3 separate regions of the Homo sapiens genome follow, and all the other regions are linked to region 2. A link is a loop called in an ENCODE intact Hi-C map of the cell type or tissue named here. Cell type or tissue: chondrocyte. All regions are shown on one strand. Links, peaks and the distances in the headings refer to the core of each region. The heading gives the core; the rest is flanking DNA.

What was found. Hi-C counts contacts between places; a loop is a spot of excess contacts. Peaks named below come from ENCODE experiments on the same cell type or tissue, not always from the same donor. Only the 100,000 strongest peaks of a DNase experiment are listed, where the experiment ranks them.
Region 1: a loop joins it to region 2, with 4 times the contacts of the local background. A loop is called at or near these places in 4 of 110 quality-filtered maps.
Region 3: a loop joins it to region 2, with 7 times the contacts of the local background. A loop is called at or near these places in 3 of 110 quality-filtered maps.

Annotation. Positions count from the first base shown.
Region 1 is chr19:28,977,261-28,983,727 of GRCh38, forward strand. No RefSeq gene overlaps it. Among named protein-coding and RNA genes, the nearest start is that of LINC00906, 15 kb to the left of the region's middle. RefSeq lists an enhancer at 6,156-6,467. In chondrocyte, for the core only: CTCF peaks have their summits at 3,169 (motif pointing left) and 3,368; no DNase peak of the experiment used is centred there.
Region 2 is chr19:28,734,014-28,740,480 of GRCh38, forward strand. No RefSeq gene overlaps it. Among named protein-coding and RNA genes, the nearest start is that of ERVE-5, 130 kb to the left of the region's middle. In chondrocyte, for the core only: CTCF peaks have their summits at 3,215 (motif pointing right) and 3,414; no DNase peak of the experiment used is centred there.
Region 3 is chr19:29,594,740-29,601,206 of GRCh38, forward strand. No RefSeq gene overlaps it. Among named protein-coding and RNA genes, the nearest start is that of POP4, 8.3 kb to the right of the region's middle. RefSeq lists enhancers at 1,220-1,720, 1,721-2,221. In chondrocyte, for the core only: CTCF peaks have their summits at 2,711 and 2,919; no DNase peak of the experiment used is centred there.

The DNA of each region.
Region 1 (6,467 bases), core at 2,147-4,646, 240 kb after region 2:
ACAGGCACCCCCAGATCACCAAAGACGAGTTAAAATGAGAGAAATGGGCACACTGGAAGTCCAGTCCCCACCGTATGCAATATTCCCATGGAGCAAGCAAGCATCTAAAATATAACAGTATTTTTTAAATAGAGAAAGAGGCAAGAATAGCACCAGGAACACATTCTGCAGAGAAGTGAGCCCTGGTATGTGCTATGTTGTTCAAAGAAACATTGCAGCCTTACCTGACATTCTTAGGTATTCCCTGGCTTCTAGGAAAACCTGTTACTGGTGAGCAGACATCAGGGCACAGATTGGGCCTGGTGTCACAGTCACTGTGGCCAGGGCTTCTGGCTACAGTGGTTAAGTGAGCCCAGGAATCTGTTCTGGCCCCATCTAAATGATGTTATTTTAATGCTAGATTTCCTTGAGGTAATAAAACAAAAACAGGGAAACTGAGGGAAAGGATAATAGACATAAATCACTAACCTAGGAGTCCAAACCCCCATTTAAAAGTAACTCAGAAGGTTAAAATAAAAAGGCAGATGTAGGGGCGGTGTTGAAATCCACAAAATCAAAAACTTTGCTGTGCCAAAGACAGACTCAAATCCACTGATTGCCAGGGTCTCTGGAGCCCCAGCTAAAATGAATGAGGAAAGGCCACTACTTCCACCAGGGAGGGCAAATATGCGCCCCTTCTAGGGCCAGTTCTCCCAGAGAGCTGCTGGGAACCTTGGACTCATCTTCCCTGTGAGAAAAGAGGCTGCAGTCAGCTCAGTGCCCACCAGGAGGACCGCAGAGAGGACAGTGACCACCGCTACGGGTGTCATTCTAGACCTAGTCGATGTTTTGGAATCTCAGAGAAAATGAAAATGCCCATAGACATCTACACAGGAAAAGAAATAAGAAGAAAATGAGATTTTCTTATTTTTTAAAAATAAGAAGTTTAAAAGAAATAGAAATCTTTCTGACCTCAGACTCCTCTGCAGTGTCAAGTGTCAGGAAGCAGTGGAGTCCTGTCCCCGGAAAACTGGGAGGAAGAAGTGTAGCAAGCTGCCTGTCATGTCTGAGAGGAACAGAAAGGGCAGTTGGAGAAGTGGAGAAAGTTAGGTGAGACCAGCCTGTGGAAATCATGAGAAATGACAGAGATTAAATCAGAAACTCACACATTTGGAAAGAAGAACATTAACATGATTTAGTAAGTTGGAGAGTTGACCCTTTGAAGAACCCAATAAAATACAAAACTTTAACAAATCTAATTAAGAAAAAATAGAAATAAAGAAAATTGGAACTAAGGAAAGAGACGTAACATATGCTGATAAAAGTAATTATAATTATGAGATAATATAATGCACAGTTATATGCTAATAAATTCCATCAACATGTAAAAATGGAACACTTAGTGAAAATAATAAATTAGGAAAAATAGCTCAAGAGGAAGTAGCACCCTAGAACGGAGCCATAGCCATGGAAGAGATGGGAAAGTGTTGTTAGCACACTGCCTTGGAAAATATTTGGAGGTGATGAGACTTTATTAGTGCATGTTGTCTGGACTTCATGGAATATATAAAATGCATACTATAAAATTTATAGCAGAATATAGAAGAAAATGAAAGGCAAATCCATTTACTTTATGAAGAAATTCTATTAACCAAATTTGGCAAAAGTAGCATGAAAAATAGACTCGCCAGCACTTCCCAAAATACAGTGGCAGGGAGGCTTTTCTTAACAATAATGGCAAAGGAAGAAATCATTAGGAACAAGATGGATACATGTAATTAAGTTTAAATGGAAAACCTCGTATCAGAAAACACTGTAGTAAAATTCCAAGGGAAATGGCAAACCGAAAACCATTTGTAAGAAATACAAGAAAGGATTAGTTATTAACAAATTAAAAAAATCCTCTCACAATTACAAAAACACTATATAACCACAATAGACAAGTACATTGAGACAATTATACAAGCAACATAAATGAGCAATAAGCATGGAAAACAAAGGCTCAAGCTCACTAGAAAGGCAAAGAATTACAAGTTAAAATCAGGGTGTCATGTTTTAGCCTATTAAATTGGCAATGATATAAGGGTTCTCTGCCATGGGCAACACCGTGCACTGATAATGGAAATATAAATTGATGAGACATTTTTGGAAAAGGATGTGACAACATTTTGCAAGAGTTTTAAATGGGTTCAGACGCCCTTTGACCTGGTAATTCCACTGCTGGGAATCTATTCTAAAGAAATGGTCAAAGATAAACAGAAAATGCATGTTCTTCCCTAGCACAGCTGTGAGTTCCCCTAACTCAGAGGCCTTCCTATCCTCCCATGGACTCCTCCTCTATCCGATCTCTAAACACTTGGGACCCAGGACGTAGTACCTGGGACTACTTTTGGCCACACTCTTCCTGAGGGATCTATTACTGTCCCATAGTTTGAAAAAGTCATCTGCACCTTGATGACTTCTAGATATCCATATCCAGTCCCAACTTCTCTGAGTTCTAGACTTGTCTATCCAGCAGTCTAGTAGACCCAAATTCTCTGAGTTTTAGACTTGTCTATCCAGCAGTCTAGTAGACCCAACTTCTCTGAGTTTTAGACTTGTCTATCCAGCAGTCTAGTAGACATCACTACTTGAATATTTAATAAGCACCCCAACGCAACAGGTTCCAAATTAAACTGCTGGTCCCCTCCCAAGCCTTCCTCTCCTTTCTTATCTATTTCAGTAAATGGCACCACTGTTTACACAATTGCTTAGACCAAAGACCTACAGGTTATAACTGAGTTATCTCTTGCTCTGCCACTTTACCTCCAACCCACCAGTGAATCCACATCATGCTCCCTTCAACATCAATTCTGAATGCAGCCACCCCTCACCAACTCTTCTGTGACTGTTCACATCCGTGACATGCACCTGAAACAGTGCTCTAAGCTCCTACCTGGCCTCCCTGCTTCCAATCCAGCCGGCCCTCCCCAGTCATGAGATTCTCCATCTGCAGTCAGAGTAAGCTGCTTAAAAACCTGTGACTCTCAAGCTTCCTTCACACTTAGAATAAACTCTGAATTATTTACTTTGGCCCTCAAGACCTTGATTGTGTGGTCACTGCTCACTTTCCTAGACTCTTGCTGTCTCTGCTCTCTCTGGCTCTCTCTAAACCAACCACACTGCCCCACCACTGTCCTCCAGTGGCCAAGTTCATTCTTGCCTCAGGCATCTGCACTTGCCTGCAACAATCCACACCTAGATTTAACCAGATTTCGCCTGCTCTGGAAGGACGTTCCTGGCCCCTGGGTGAAAATGACTTCTTCCTTTTGCTCCTATTTCCATCACCCTCTAGTCCCTAAATCCATCTCACTTTTCCTCATAACGCTGATCACAGCCTGAAATGATGTTTGCTGCATTTCCTTTCCGTTTTCTGTCTGGAATCCCCTGGGGATGGGATCTCATCAAACCCCATCATCCTCACTGCTGTCTCCAGCACCTGACACGGAAGAGACAGCAAATACTCGCTGAATGAGATTAACAGTGGTGAAAACTGAAAACTGCCTGCATGTTCAAAAATAGTGCCATATTTTTTAGAAATATAGTGGAATCTCCATAAACCCATTAAAATCGTGTTTTCAAAAAAAAGTTTTAAAAGGAAAATTTTCATTGTTAAACAAGGTAATGTGATAAAAAGTAAGATGCAGAATCATATATTTTGGTGATCCCAATTTTGTAAAATTATTTATCTAGCTAGGTATTTAAATATAAAGAAATACACTAAAACATTAATAATGTTTGGATTTGTATAATAGAATAACAGGAGACTTTTTATTTTATTATTTATACTTTTGAATTTTGCAAATTTTATTAAAAGAAACTGACATTGATGGACATTTTTTCTATTTTTTTTTATTCATTTATTTTTGACAATCATTGTGTGTATTTAGTGGGTATAATGTGATGTTTTGATCTATGTATACATTGTAGAAAAATTCAATCAAGCTAATTAACATATCCATCACCAAGTTATCATATTTTTGTGTTGAAAGTGTAAAAAGATCTATTTTTAGTAATTTTGAAGTATATAATACATTCTTATTAACTGTGGTCTCCACACATCAAAATACATCAGTAAAACTTCCTCTTGCAGTAAACTTTGCACTGTCTCATCAGTGTCTCCCATCACCCCGCCCCTCACCTGCCCCACCTCTGGTCACCACTGTTTTGCCCTCTATTTCTATGCAGTCAACTTTCTCAGATTCCACATATGAGTGAAGCCATGCAGGATTTGCCTCCTGTGCCTGGCTTATTTCATAGCATAATGTCCCCCCTTTCCAGCCACTTTTATAGAAAAAAAACTTCATACTCTGAAGTGAGAGAGAAAAATGACTCCTGCCTGGCTAACAGCCAGGAGGGAGGAAGGTGAAGGAGGCGGGTGAGCCAGTTCTAGGGCTGGTCCAGAAGGTGGCCACTCTTGACCAAGAGATAGACGGGAGTGAGGCAGCGGGCCTCACTGGAGGAGCCCGCGCCATTCTCAGGAGCCATCACGGGGACAGGAGATGCACACACTTCTCTGGTCCTTGACAAATGAACAAGTGAACGCCTCAATGGTAAGTCCACGTAGCCCATAAGAGAGGATACTCCAGGATGCCAGTGTGGCAGAAACAGCAAACACAGCCTCTGCGCTCCGCCCCCGTGCAGGTTTTTTTGACCACAGGCTCCTCACAGCCAGCCTGTGAGCAAATGCTGCCTCATGTACTGTGCACAGAGAGGCCACAGATGACTGTGGCCTCTGCTGATTACTTTGGAATTAAAAACACCATGAGCCCAGGCCTGGAAACACAGAGGCCTTTTGTGCCAGTTAAGCACCTTCAGGGGGAAGGAGAGGAAGAGGAGGAGGAAGAAGATGGGGAGGAAGGGAGGAAGGGAAGGAGGAGGTGAAGGAAGGAAAGGAGAGGGAGGAGAAGGAGGAAGGCAGGTGAGGAGGAGGGAAGGAGGGGCAAGAAGAAGGGAAAGGGGGAGAGAGAGGGGTAGAGAAAGGGACGACGGAGGAGATGGGAGGAGGATGGATTTGGAGATGGGGACAAGACCCCTGCATCCTGGCCCTCTGGACACTGTATCCTAAAAGCTGGAGCTGTTTATTATCTGAGTGATATTATTTGGGGGGCATTAAGGAAAAATGAGCAGAAGAAATTGTGCTCTTGAGAGATGAGGACAGACAGAAACTTCAGACCCATTCACTAAAGGCTGAGGATACATGGGAGGGCCAGGCCCTGGATGTGTCTCAAGAATCGGGGCTGTGCTCTGAGATGACCAGCTGGACAGCCAGAGGCCCTGGCTTCCCCTGTGTCATCTACTGTTGGACCAGCTTATTCTAGAGCAATGTGGAAAGGAAGGATGATGGAGGCAGAAAAAAAGAAGAAAGAGGAGAGAAAGGAAAAATGGACAGAGAAGGGGAGGTAGAGAAAGAGAGAGGCAGAAAGACTGAAAGATTTCAAAGGCAAACTACAGCTGTGCATGGTGGTGCATACCTGTAGTCACAGCTATTCGGGGGGTGGGGGGTGGTGAGGCAGGAAGACCACTTGAACCCCGGAGGTGGAGGCTGTGGTGGGTTGTGATCGCACCACTGCATTCCAGCCCAGGCAACAGAGTGAGACCCTGTCTCCAACAACAACCACCAACAACAAATTGTTTAAAGTAAACCTCCTCAGTATGGCTTAAAAGGAAGTAAAGAGAATGGATCAAGCCATGCAGGGTCCTCACCTGGTTATCAGAGAGAAATGGACAGCAAGAGGGGCTTCTCCGAAGTGTAGCTCCCAACTCTGCACACTCAGGCCTTTCACAAGCATGGATCCATGTGACCCCAACAGTCCTACAGGGTGTATGGAACATTCCAGCCCCTTTGTCAGGTGAGAACTGAGGCTTTGGAGAGGACAGAGGAGTCAAAGAGCTTCAGCGGGTAGAGCCAGCCTCTGGTCCTGCACAAGCCCACAGGTGTGTGGAAGGAGATGGAGGTAAAGCACCTGCCGGGACAGGAAGGGCCTCTATGGATTAGGGATGTTTCCAAAGCTGGTCAGAGAGCTAGGACCAGAGTGGGAGGGCTGCAGCTGAAAGGTAGTGTATAATAGGCTTTGGGTATTTGTGTTCGTGGTTGGGCGGGTAATGTTTTCCATTTCCAGATGCACTGCAGCCTCTGCCCACACATCAACACAGAAACCCCGCCATTTGGAAGGTGTTCTGTGCAGACACCTAAACGTCATTATCCCAAAACACCAAGCCAGCCAGCCAAGGCTTCAGAAAGTACCTGAACAGCTGAGCTTGCTGTTTTGATGAAACGCTGTTTGACAGAAAAACAGGCCACCCCTGGTAATATGTAGAGAATGATAGGATTCATGAATATGCATGAAGTCCTCTTTCTAGAGACAATTGCCGCAGCGGTTATTGGAGCAGAACAGGCCGGGTGGGAAGACAGCTTATTCCCAAAGCCACTCTGCCTCCCTGCTGGG
Region 2 (6,467 bases), core at 1,907-4,406:
CTTGTTTGTTTGGTAGTGAGTTTATTTCCATGTTTAGAACTTCATTAAGCATCTCTTGTAGGCCTGGTCTGGTGGTGATAGATTCCCTCAGCTATTGTTTTTCTGGGAAAGACTTTACTTCTGCTTTATGAAGCTTAGTTTGTCAGCATATAAAATTCTTGGCTGGCATTTCTTTTCTTTAAGGATGCTAAATATGGGCCTCAATCTATTCTGGCTTGCAAGGTTTTTGCTGAGAAGTCTGCTGTTCATCTGCTGGGTTTCCCCTCATAGTTAACATGACCCTTTTCTTTAGCTGACTTTAAGATTTTTTTCTTTCACACTGACCTTGGATAGTCTGACTACGCGCCTTGGGGATAGGTGTCTTTTATAGTTATCTTGCAGGAGTTCTCTGGATTTCTTATATCTGCAGGTTGACCTCTACAGAAAAGTTGGGGAAACTTCCCTGAATTATATTCTCAAATATATTCTCCAAGCTGCTTACTTTCTCTTCTTCTCTCTCAAGAGTGCCAATATGTCTTAGATTTTTATTGCTTTACATAATCTCATGTTTCTCAAAAGCTTTGTTCATTAAACATTTTTTGTCTTTATTTTTGTTGGGGTTGATTCAAAGAACCAATCTTTGAACTCTGAGATTCTTTCATCTGCTTGGTCTATCCTGTTGCTAAGGTTTTCAGTGTATTTTGAAGTTCCTGTAGTGAATTTTTAAAATTTTCAATTCCAAAAGTTCTGTTTATTTCATAACATAATTATGTTGTCTTTCAAATCCTGAATCACTTTTCTGTTTCCTTTGTGTTGGATTTCAACTTTCTCTTAGATCTTGTTGAGTTTCTTTGCCACTCACACTCTGAATTATATTTCTGTCATTTCAGACATTTCTTTTTGGTTAGAATCCACTTCTTGGGAGCTAGTAAGATACTTTGGAGGTGACAAAACACTCTGGCTTTTTGTATTACTGGAGTTATTGTGCTGATTTCTTCTCATCTGAGAAAGTTGACACTTTATTTTTCAAATGTGCTACCATTTGGATGGGGCATTTTGATTTCTTATTGTTTTTTCCTTTGAGAATTTGACTGTGGTTTATGTTGTGTATGATCAATTGGCTTTATGTCTGAGAGCTATCAGAGGGCCTGGGTTCCTTGGTTGCAGACAGATTCATATGGTGGCTTTCTAGGAAACTGCTTGGTGTAGCAATGTGTTTTCATTTGGTGCTATAATTCAGACTGCAGTCAAGTCGATGGCACTTCAGGGCAAGAGCCAGCAGGAGGGTCTCACTTTGCCTGTGCTCACCCTCAGCAGGGGTGGAGGCAATAGAGACATACGAGAGCACCCTCCCCCAGCACTGCTGTTCTTCAGCAGAAGTAGAGGCCCTTGAGAAGCTCGAGAAGTGCCTCTTTCAGCCCACGCTTCCCGGGACCCAACAGGAAGATCTATGGCTGCATCCACAGCAAGGCACTGAGGAGAAACAGGGGCAATTAGACGACCTCCTCTCCAAGTTTGTTTGTAGGCTTTGGTGTTACCCCCTCCAGTGGTTGGCACTGCGCTTCCATTTCCTTTGACCCAAGGGAAGCTTTGACAGGCTGTGTTCTTACTTCCCTTAAAGGCTGTCCTCACCAAGGGTTAGGTCTCCAGCGCAGGTGTGCGGGGCAGGTAAGGGGGAGGGTGCCTCCCTTCCACTCCTCAAAGTTGGTGGGTCACACTTTGCCAGCTGATCAAGGGAGCAAACTGGGGCACCCAGCAAGGATACACACTGACTGGTTCCAGATCATAAAGCTGTCCTTGGCTGCAAGTCCTCCTGCTAAGGAGAAACCTCTTCTTCAGCACTTCTCCTGCGGCAGCCCCCTGTAACAAGAGAGTCTAATTTAACTGCCTGCTCCTGGAGTGGTATCCACACTCACCACTCAATTCTGGCTGTGGGGGCCCTTCCCCTGCTCCAGGGCAAATGGTCTACTCTCTGGCCTGAGACTAAAATGTCTGCAGAAGACATTATTGCCAGGTTGCCACACAATGACTGCCTTGGTATGAGCCCAGATTAAAAATAGTATCATCCTCTCGGTCCCAAGTCTGGGAAAATGCCAGCAGCTTTTCCCAGTGTCTTCCCTCCCTCCATCTCTCAGCCTCCCCCAAGCTAGCTCCGGGGCTTGAGAAAAAAGGGGTGCTCTGTCTTGGCCTGGGTTGCACAGACCCCTAGCAGAAGGATGAGACACAGAGGGAGACAGGCTGCCACCCTTGCAGACAAGGGCTTTACTCACTGGTCAGCCAAATGCTGTCATGGAAGCTGCTTGTGCGTCTTTCCCTCCCCAGAGTCTGGTGTGTCCTTCACTAGTCTGGTGAATTCCTGTCTTCCTTCTTGAGTGAAAATTCACAGAGTTGATCTTTAAGCACTATTTTTCTATTTCCCTGTGGCTGTGGCATGCGGAAAGCCTCTCATCTGCCATCTTCATCATTACCGGATTCTCTAATTTACTGCTTGTTTTCCCTTCCTTCCTTCCTTCCTTTGCATTCTCTTTTCATCACCAACATGGTCTCTAACCCCTAGTGGACCTTTCAGATAGTGGTTTGCCTATGGTTCTTTTTATATATAACAATACAATGTCATTAGCCGAATAACTTGGGTTTAGAGTCTAGCAGCCAGGGCTGGGGCCATGCTGGCTGCTTCTGCCCAGATGCTTCCAGGAAGCAGATTCAACATTGACATCATTACCCGAGTCAGGGTCAGTGAAGGCTGATTGTATTGGTGACCCTCTTCCGCCTGCAAATATCTCAACAGCTTCCCTAAGAACAGGAACAGCCTTTCGGGTGGTAACTAACAGCGTGGCTAAGGGCTTTGATTCCCTAGGAGACAAGTACTACTGTAAGTCATTATTGGACATTCATGTGAATCAATTTCAGAGAGCAAATATGGACCAGACAGACAGCACATATTCTGAACAGCAGAGAAAGGGAAAGAGGGCCCCTGATTGTAGGAGGGGTCCCATTGGGGTAAGGCTTGTCTCTCTATCTGCAGCTGTATAGAGCTCCACATGGGCCCAGGGTGGGCCTGAGCACCTTCCATAAGAAAGAAAGGTAGCCCACAACTCCCATCGGCTTCAGGGAGAGAAGAGATACTAGCTCACTGCTACTGATTTGAGTATCTAGGGCTTCCCATAATGAAAACGAAACCAAAGAAAAGCCAGGCCCAAATCTTGGCATGTATTTTCCACTAGAGGGCAGCTTAAACTTTCAAAATAAAATAAATCTTGCACACTTTGTAAAGTACTATATATAAAATTTGTATGTACACATCATGTAAAACTAATGTTCATATTCTAGTCTTTGCAAGCCTGTACAAGCAGGTCAAGTGTTCAATTCCATATGTCTGAATGTATGTATCCTAGGAAACTAGTCTAGGATACAACTGAAAAATTCTGAAGAAAGTTAAGAAGAGAAGTGCCAATGCCCAGTGATCTGCCCTCTCAGTCCAAGTCCTGCCCTGCACGACCCAGTGTTTATGTTTTTATCAGGCCTATGGAGAGAACACAGGTCAGTGTGTCTGCTTCTAGCTATGATGAGGAACTGAAGTTAAATTTACCTTCCCACTATAAGGAACTAGAAAACCAGACAAAATATATGAAACAACAGTTTTTAAACAATGATCACGGCAGGGCTGTGATCCCTAAGAGAAGACAAACAAAAGTTGTGAGTACTGTAATCCCCCTGGCTTTCTGCCTGCAGGCGCCTCTGGACTGCAGAACTGGAAGGGGGAGTTTCAACAGAGCACAGCATCTCACCGAGTTAGGGAAAGAGAGATCAGTTTGGAGAGACAGTAGTGGCTGGAATTTTTAAAAAGAAGAACCAAGAGAAAGAGCTGATTTCAAAAAGAGCTTGAGAAATGTTTAGAAGGTTGCCACTCTAGTCTGATTCTGAATACTGAGCCACATGTTACTAGGGTGAAACTGCATGGGCTGAGCCAAGAGTTAAACGATGACCACAACTCACACAGGGATGGGAGACATGGAGTTCAGACAAGCCAGAGCGGTGACCCCTCAAAGACAACTATCTAAAGTATATAAAGCACTCACAGAACTCTGAAAACAACAAACAATGAAAGACAAATAGGCAAAAAACATAAATAGACATTTCACTGAAGAGGATATAAGGATGCCAAATAAGTACATGAAAAATGTTCAACTTCATTAACATAAGGGAAATGACAAATGAAACCTGATGGCTCACGCCTGTAATCCCAGCACTTTGGGAGGCTGAGGCTGCTGAATCACCTGAGGTCAGGAGTACAAGACCAGCCTGGCCAACAAGGGGGAAACCCCATCTCTAATAAAAATACGAAAAAATTAGCCGCGCATTGTGGTGCACGCCTGTAATCCCAGCTACTCAGGAGGCTCAGGCAGGAGAATCACTTGAACCCGGGAGGCGGAGGTTGCAGTGAGCGGAGATCGCACCACTGCACTCCAGCCTTGATGACACAGCGAGATTCTATCTCAAACAAATAAATAACTAAAACCATAATGAGGTATTACTACACACATATCAGAATGATTAGAATAAAAATTAGCAGAAGTAGCATAATGCTGCGATACAGAGAAACTGGATTACTCAAACATTGCTGGTGAAATGTAAAATGGTACAAACACTCTGGAAAATAGTTTGGTGCTTTCTAAAAAAAATGAAACATGTAAGTACCATAAGACACATAACTGTATTCCTGGGCATTTATCCCTGAGAAATGAAAATTGTGTTTATACAATCACCTGTACACTAATGTTTATAGCAACATTAGTCATAATAGCCCTAAACTGGAAACAACCCAGACGTCCTTCAATAGGTGAACTGTCAGACAAATTGTGATGCCTTCAAGCCATGTGTATAAATTAGACTTCTCCAGAGAAAGAGAATTAATATAAGATTATGTTGGTGGGACTGTAAACTAGTTCAACCATTGTGGAAGTCAGTGTGGCGATTCCTCAGGGATCTAGAACTAGAAACACCATTTGACCCAGCCATCCCTTTACTGGGTATATACCCAAAGGACTATAAATCATGCTGCTATAAAGACACATGCACACGTATGTTTATTGCGGCACTATTCACAATAGCAAAGACTTGGAACCAACCCAAATGTCCAACAATGATAGACTGGATTAAGAAAATGTGGCACATATACACCATGGAATACTATGCAGCCATAAAACATGATGAGTTCATGTCCTTCGTAGGGACATAGATGAAATTGGAAATCATCACTCTCAGTAAACTATCGCAAGAACAAAAACTGAACACCACATATTCTCACTCATAGGTGGGAATTGAACAATGAGAACACATGGACACAGGAAGGGGAACATCACACTCTGGGGACTGTTGTGGGGTGGGGGGAGGTGGGAGGGATAGCTTTAGGAGATATACCTAATGCTAAATGACGAGTTAATGGGTGCAGCACAACAGCATGGCACATGTATACATATGTAACTAACCTGCACATTGTGCACATGTACCCTAAAACTTAAAGTATAATAATAATAAAATTTTAAAAAAAGATTATATATAGAGGGGGTGGGGGGAGAGAGAGAGAGAGAAGGGGGAAATTTTTAGAAATTGGCTCACACAATTGTAGGAGCTGGCATTTTTAAACTTTGTAGACCAAACAGGCAGACTGAAAACTCAGGTAGGAGTGGATGCTGAAGTCTTGAGGCAAAATTTCTTTTTCTTTGGAAAACTAGTCTTTTCTATTAAGGCCTTCAACTATTTATATGAGGCCCATGACATTATTGAGAGTAATATCTTTTACTTAAAATCAACTCATTATAGATGTTAACCATGTCTACAAAATACCTTCACAGCAACACCTATATTAGTGTTTAATTAAATAACTGGGTACTATGGCTTAATCATATTGACACTTAAAACTGACCATCACACCATATTCAGCAATTAAGAAGAGCAAACTATTGCTATACATAAGAAACTGGGCGACTCTCCAGTGAATTTTGCTGAGCAAAAAAGCCATTTCTAAAAGGTTACATACTGTATAATTCCATTTATATAACATTTTTGAAATGACAAAATTTTAGAAATAGAAGAGTAATTAGTGGTAGCCAGAGTGGGAGGAAGAGGTGGGAGTAGATAAGAAGAAAAAGAAGGAGGGTGTGTTTATGAAATTACAACATAAGGGATCCTCGTGATACTGGAACTGACCAGTATCTGAACTGTGGTGTTGAAGACATGAACTTATACAGATTCTAAAATAATATAATACTTAATCCACACACACAATGAGCACAGCAAAATTAGGGAAATTGGATTAAGGTCAGTAGATTATATCAATGTCAATATCCTGGTATAATAGATACTATATTATACTATATTATAGTGTATAATGAGCATAATTTTCATTTCTCAGGGATAAATGCCCAGGAGAACAGTTGTGGGTCACATGGTAGTTACAGGTTTTATTTGTTAAGAAAGTGACAAAC
Region 3 (6,467 bases), core at 1,474-3,973, 860 kb after region 2:
GGCTGGGCACGGTAGCTCACGCCTCTAATCCCAGCACTTTGGGAGGCTGAGGTGAGTGGATCACTTGAGGTCATGAGTTCAAGACTAGCCTGGCCAACATGGCTAAACCCCGCCTCTACTAAAAATACAAAATTAGCCAGACATGGTGGTTCATGCCTGTAGTCCCAGCTACCCAGGAGGCTAAGGCATGAGAATTGCTTGAACCCAGGAGGGGGAGGCTGCAGTGAGCCGAGATCACACCACTGCACACCAGACTGGATAACAAAGCAAGACTCCATCTCAAAAGTAAATAAATAAGTAAATAAATACATACAAATAAAAAATAAAACCCTGGAAGCCTTTGCCGTTGGATTATTTCTGCCTCTCTCTATATTTGATATAGTCAATTTCCATCTTTCAATTTAAAGTTTTCTCACAGTGGTGATAAAATATTGGGTTTGGGAAAGAAAATGCCTGCTGCAGGGGAAGAAGGAGGAGGCTGTTCTCTGGAGCACAAGGAGCCGAGGCTGCTCAAAGTTCTGCTGTGTCATTTTTCCTCCTCATTGCCGCCCAGTGAGCATCAAGCATCACTGGTATTAGGGGATAGGAACGGCTTTTAAACCTCTGTCTTCAGGGCCCGTCTGCCAGGTGCAGTTTCTGGCTTCATGTGTTGAGTAGGTTGGTCAAATCAAATCTCCTGGACCCCCTCCGAGGATGTGGTTGCCCTGGGCCCTACACAGTGATACATCACACAGCTTCATCCCTTCCAATTAGCGCCCGGTACGCGAATTGATGTACTGAGAATTAACATCATTGATCTTCATCCAAGAATATGGCCAACAAGGCATAATTTTTTTCTGATCAATGTTGCTGATCAATGACCTAATATAAAAAAAGGAAAAAAGGAAGGGCATCCCCAGGCATCAGGGTGGATTGATGCGCCTCTATGCATGCAGTTCCAATAGACCTCAGGGCCTGTTCTCTGCTGGGGATTCACATTAATAACAGACAGTCTTTCAAGCACAATGAGAAACTTGTGCTCCATGCTTCCAAGGAAATCCCATGTTTCTCCAAGAGAGAGGGGAAATCAGGCACCTCCTATGGCAACCAGCCTCGGGGCAGACAGAACTCAGTGCCTGCCACAGCTAGGTAAGGCCCGGTGGCCCACTTTATAGAAGTGGCAGGAACCAGTGGGCTCCCCACGTCCACCCCCTCTAGGCCACTGTCTTTGTGCCACAGTTTATTGGGATCCTCTGTGGGAGGTGGACCAGGGAATAATAAGGAAAGAAAACAATTTACTTCTCCCCAGTTATATCCAACCGAGGTAAGTCAAGCTCTCTGGGAGTCTGTCCACGGCAGAGGAAATTCTAGCTCCAGGTTTCCAGTGTGAAGGCAAAAGGGTGAAATTGTCCACGTGTTACCAATCTCAAGTCTCCCTGCTTTTTATCTCCTCCCAGGGCTCCTACTGCCCCCACCCCCTGCCCCCAGCGCGACTCCATTAGTCATGCCTCAGCTGCCCAGCAAGAGGCTCACCTTGTCACACTGCAGGGTTTATTTATTACCCACGCTGGGGGTATTTGCATTTCAAAATAAAACCCTGCAGAAAGCAATGGCTCCATCTAAAAGAATGACTCTCCATTGTTTGAATGTCAAGCACTGTGGTTCACTGGAGCAGGGCCTCCCAGCTTGGTACACCGTTGGGGTTGGGGGACCAGCATTTATGATACCCTGGAATGACACTGCTTAGGAAGCCACCTTTTTGGTGCCTTTCAGTTGATTTCAGGCAGTCATTCATGCACTGTTTCTCGAACACTGTCTGTGCATCTGCCCGGCACCCACACTACGGATGCACGATGGTGACAGGCAGCACTGTGACAACAGCATGGCAGAGTTTACCATTCCTGCCGTCCCCTCTGCTTTTGGCCTCTCCTCCACAATTACTTGCTTTTCCTTGATAAGGAGGAGGGAAAATTGCAATCTAGTCTCCTAACCCAGATGTCACCAACAAATATCACCAGATAGTCACTAACCTCAAAAAATGAGGCTTAATTGGTGGCAATTTTGCTAAGTAACTTCAGTTCCTTTTGTCTCAGTTTCTACCTTTATATGGAAAAGGACACTTGTCACATGAAATTCATGAGCTCATGTCTATACCTCACTGCCCAGTGTTGTATTATTTACTCTGCGGTATGAGTGTCTCTTTCCATTGTAATAACAAGGTCACTGGGCAGAAAATCACTTCATAGAGAAAGGGGTAAAGGACACCTCCAAAAGAAAAAAAAAAAAAAAAAGACAGGAGTGGAAATCAATCCCTCACCTTCCTCAAAGCAGCCCTGTCTCGTAACTGCCACAATCTAGCTGTGAATCCTGCCATCTGGAAGCACCCCCACACCCTCCTTCCGCCTCGCTGACACACCATCAATTTCCAAATGTAACCGACAATCCCACCTCTTCCCCAGGGTCTCGTAATTTCTCTCTCCTTTTGCCCTCTATCTTATTTAAACCACTTGACTCTGTCCTGCCTATTCTGGAGGTGTTGATCAAAAACCAGTTACATTGTTTATAGAGAAATGCCCTCAGCTTCTGGATGTCTGCAGTTTCTAGTCACAACGGCTGTGATTCTTTGAAGTGGCCAGTAAACCAGATTTTTGACAGGTGTGGAGGGAAATAATTCCCAGACTGAGGAAAGAAGCTGCAAGCCGTTGTCTCATTCCTTGTGTTAGAATGCCATCAAGTGACAGACCAGAGAACACCGCTGCAAACCTTGAGCACCTTTTATGTCTAATATTCCAAGACCTCCCTGGGAGAGAAAATATGTAAACCAATAAATATAAATGCCAAAATAACCCGTCACGGTCCAAATGGCCAAATTAGTATTAAAGGCAGTTCTTGTCCAGGTGTCAAGAAGCCTTATTTATTTGTTTATTTATTTATTTATTTATTTAGATCAAGTCTCACTCTGTTGCCCAGGCTGGAGTGCAGTGGCACGATCTCAGCTCACTGCAACTTCTGCCCCCCAGGGTCAAGCAATTCTCATGCCTCAGTCTCCCGAGTAGCTGGAATAACAGGCGAGCACTGCCACACCCGGCTAATTTTTGTATTTCTAGTAGAAACAGGGTTTCACCATATTGGCCAGGCTGGTCTCGAACTCCTGACCTCAAGTGATCTGCCCGCCTCGGCCTCCAAAGTGCTGGGATTACAGGCGTGAGCCCCTGCACCCGCTCAGAGTTCCTTACATTCTTGAATAGAATATAAGATGGTAGAAACCTAACAATCTGAGAATTATAACCCAATTTTCAGTATTGCAATGCTGGGTCATGTTTTACCATTTGGTTCCCGATGGGAAGAAGCCAGGGGCAACCCTCAAAGCCACCAGTGCTCCAAAAGGAAAGGCCAACGGGGGCCGCCAGGTGGGTGCTAAAGCTGTATCCTCCATCCAGAGGCTCACGGCTTCTGGGGATCCTCAAGAAGCCTAAAGACCCAAGAGAAACAGGGGAACTTCCTCAAGCTCACAAAGAGAGCAGCTGCACCCCAGCCCCGGCCCCTGCTGCTCTGCAGATAAGTGCCAGGTATGAAATGAGGGCCGGTCCTCGGAATTGTGCATTGACAGGCAGGGTTGAAGCCTCAGGAATGAGGTAATGGTAAATGCCTGCACACACAGATTTAACATTTTTCATTTTTTTTCCCCTCTTAGAGACAAGGCTCACTCTGTCATCCAGGCTAGAGTGCAGTGGCTTAATCATAGCTCAATGCAGCCCCGAACTCCTGGGCTCAAGCGACCCTCCCGTCTCAGCCTTCTGAGTGGCCGGGACCACAGAACTAGTGATAGCATGGAGAAGATGGAAATGACACTGTGTCCAGACCAGAAAGGGGGCATTCTACAAGCTGACAATCTCCATGTCCCAGCACTTCAGACAGCTGAAGCCCCTGAAGCCTCAGACAGCTGAGGGCTCCTGGCAGTGAAGCAGCCTTCAGGCCCCAGAGCACCCAGAGAGCTTCTCCCAGGGTCCCTCTCTCTCTAGCACCAGTGGTACCTGGGCTGCAGGGAGGTTGGTAGGGGTCCCCAGGGATTCCTTCATGTGATAAGCTAGACACGGGGCCCCAAAGAGGCTTCAGGGCTTGAGGAAGATAAATATTTATCAGATCATTACAAAGGAAGAGTGTGGCTGGGCAAGGTGGCTCACGCCTATAATCCCAATACTTTGGGAGGCCCAGGCAGGCAGGTCACTTGAAGTCAAGAGTTTGAGACCAGCCGGGACAACATAGTGAAGCCCTATCTCTACTAAAAGTACAAAAATTAGCAGAGTGTGATGGCGCATGCCTGTAGTCCCAGCTATTCGGGAGGCTGAGGCAGAAGAATCGCTAGATCCCAGGAGGCAGAGGTTGCAGTGAGCTGAGATGGCATCACTGCACTCCAGGCTGGGTGATGGAGCAAGACTGTCTCAAAAAAAAAAAAAAAGCTAAAAACAAAAAACAAAAAACAAAAAAAAAAACATAGGAAGAGGGTATATGGTCTGGGGAAGTATTCTCAGTAGTTACAAAAGTGTTAAGTCGGCCTGGGTGCAGTGGCTGATGCCTGTAATCCCAGCACTTTGGGAGGCCAAGGTGGGAGGATTGCTTGAGGCCAGGAGTTCAAGACCAGCCTGGACAACGTAGTGAGACCCCCAATTTTACAAAAATGTTTTTAATTACCCAGGCGTGATGACATGCACTTATGGTCCCAGCCACTCAGGAGGCTGAGGCGGGAGGATTGCTTGAGCCCAGGAGTTCGAGGCTATTGTAAGCTATGATCAAGCCACTGCACTCTAGCCTAGGAAACAGAGCAAGACCCTGTCTCTAAGGAAAAAAAATTTGTTAAATCGGAACATGCAGGTATTTACCATCACAGGGAACATTGAAAGTATTTTTTAGCTTTGAATTTCCATGCCTCTGCTGAAAATTCCTCATCTGCTCACCTGTTTGACCCATCTTTCCCTCTAAGTTTGTTAATCTATTTATAATAGTATTTTAAAGGCCTCGTCTTCCAGTTCAGCGTCTGGGTCACCTACGCTTCTGCTCTAGTGACTTTCTTTCCATGATTGTGGGTCACAGTGTCCTGTTTCTGTGGGTGTCGTATACACTGTTTTTTATATTTCAAGCTGGATGTTGTATATTAAAGAACAGCAGAGACTGGAGAAGACCAAAGGGTCTTTCCATCTCCCAGAAAAGGCACCCCTTTTCCTTTCAGGAAGCTTTGCTGAGGGGTTGACCTCTGCACAGAATCAGGTTTAAATAGCTTCAGATCCCCTCTGGCTTCAAATCATTTTCGTTTTTTGAGACAGGGTCACACTCTGTTGCCCAGGCTGGAGTGCAGTTGCAATCATAGCTCACTGTAGCCTTGACCTTGACCTCCTGGGCTCAAGCAGTACTCCTACCTCAGCCTCCAGAGCAACTGGGACTACAAGTGTGTGCCACCACGCCTGGCTAATTTTTTATTTTGTTAATTTTTTTGTAGAGATGGAGTCTCACATGTTGCCCAGGCTGGTCTCAAACTCCTGGCCTCAAGTGACCCTCCCACCTCAGCCTCCAGAAGTGCTGGGATTACAAACGTGAGCCACTGCTCCCAGCCTGGCTTCAAATATCTTGAAGGGGAGGTGTGTCCCCTGCCCGCAGCATGGCTTTGGGATTCAGGCACCACAAAGCCAGATCTCTGTGCTTCCCTGCTGTGCCCCAATTCCAGTTTGGGTGATTTTACATCAGGTCCTTTCTCTCTTACTTTCCCATATTTTGACCTAAACAGACTTATACGAATATAAACACATAGCCCCTAGGTCTGGAGTCAATGGCTGCTTTCCCAGAGTTAAGCACAGGTCAAAATAGGTGGCAGGAGGTGCTAGCTACATGCACACACTCCCATGCAGCCTGCAGTGACTTTCTGCAAACCCTTCAAGTGTCTCAGCAAACCTGAGAAATGCAGTGAAGAAGCTCTCTTAGGACACAGAGAGCCCTACGTTTATCCAGACAGACACTCCATTAGCCGAAACTATGCTTTCCTCAGTGCAATCAGCTCACAGAGTAACACCGGGCCAGGGAGCTGGAAGAAATCTATAGTTGCATTTTATACATTTGGGATCAAGCTAGCCTTAAAGAGTGACTTTTGGAGGCTGAAAGACTAGAAAACTTGGATTTCAGAGACTGATATGTGACCAGACACACGAAGTTTTAAGAGTCCCCGCTGTCAGAATTCCAAATGGTTAGTCTTAAACTGACTTAGGGCGCAGCGCTGCCTCTTTACAAAGAGCTGATACGCTGTCTTCCGGCAAGCACCAGTTCTTTGATTCTTGTAGACAAAGTGCCTATCACCCAGCAGGAGAGGGTTTGACCAGCAGAAGTGTCCAGTGTTAGCGCTGGCACCTTACCGCCTATCTCTGTGGCACTATTAGGCCTGAGGAATGATTGAGGGCTGATGTCGCTGTGCCCAGGCTCTCCACCACCACCCTCACCAGCCC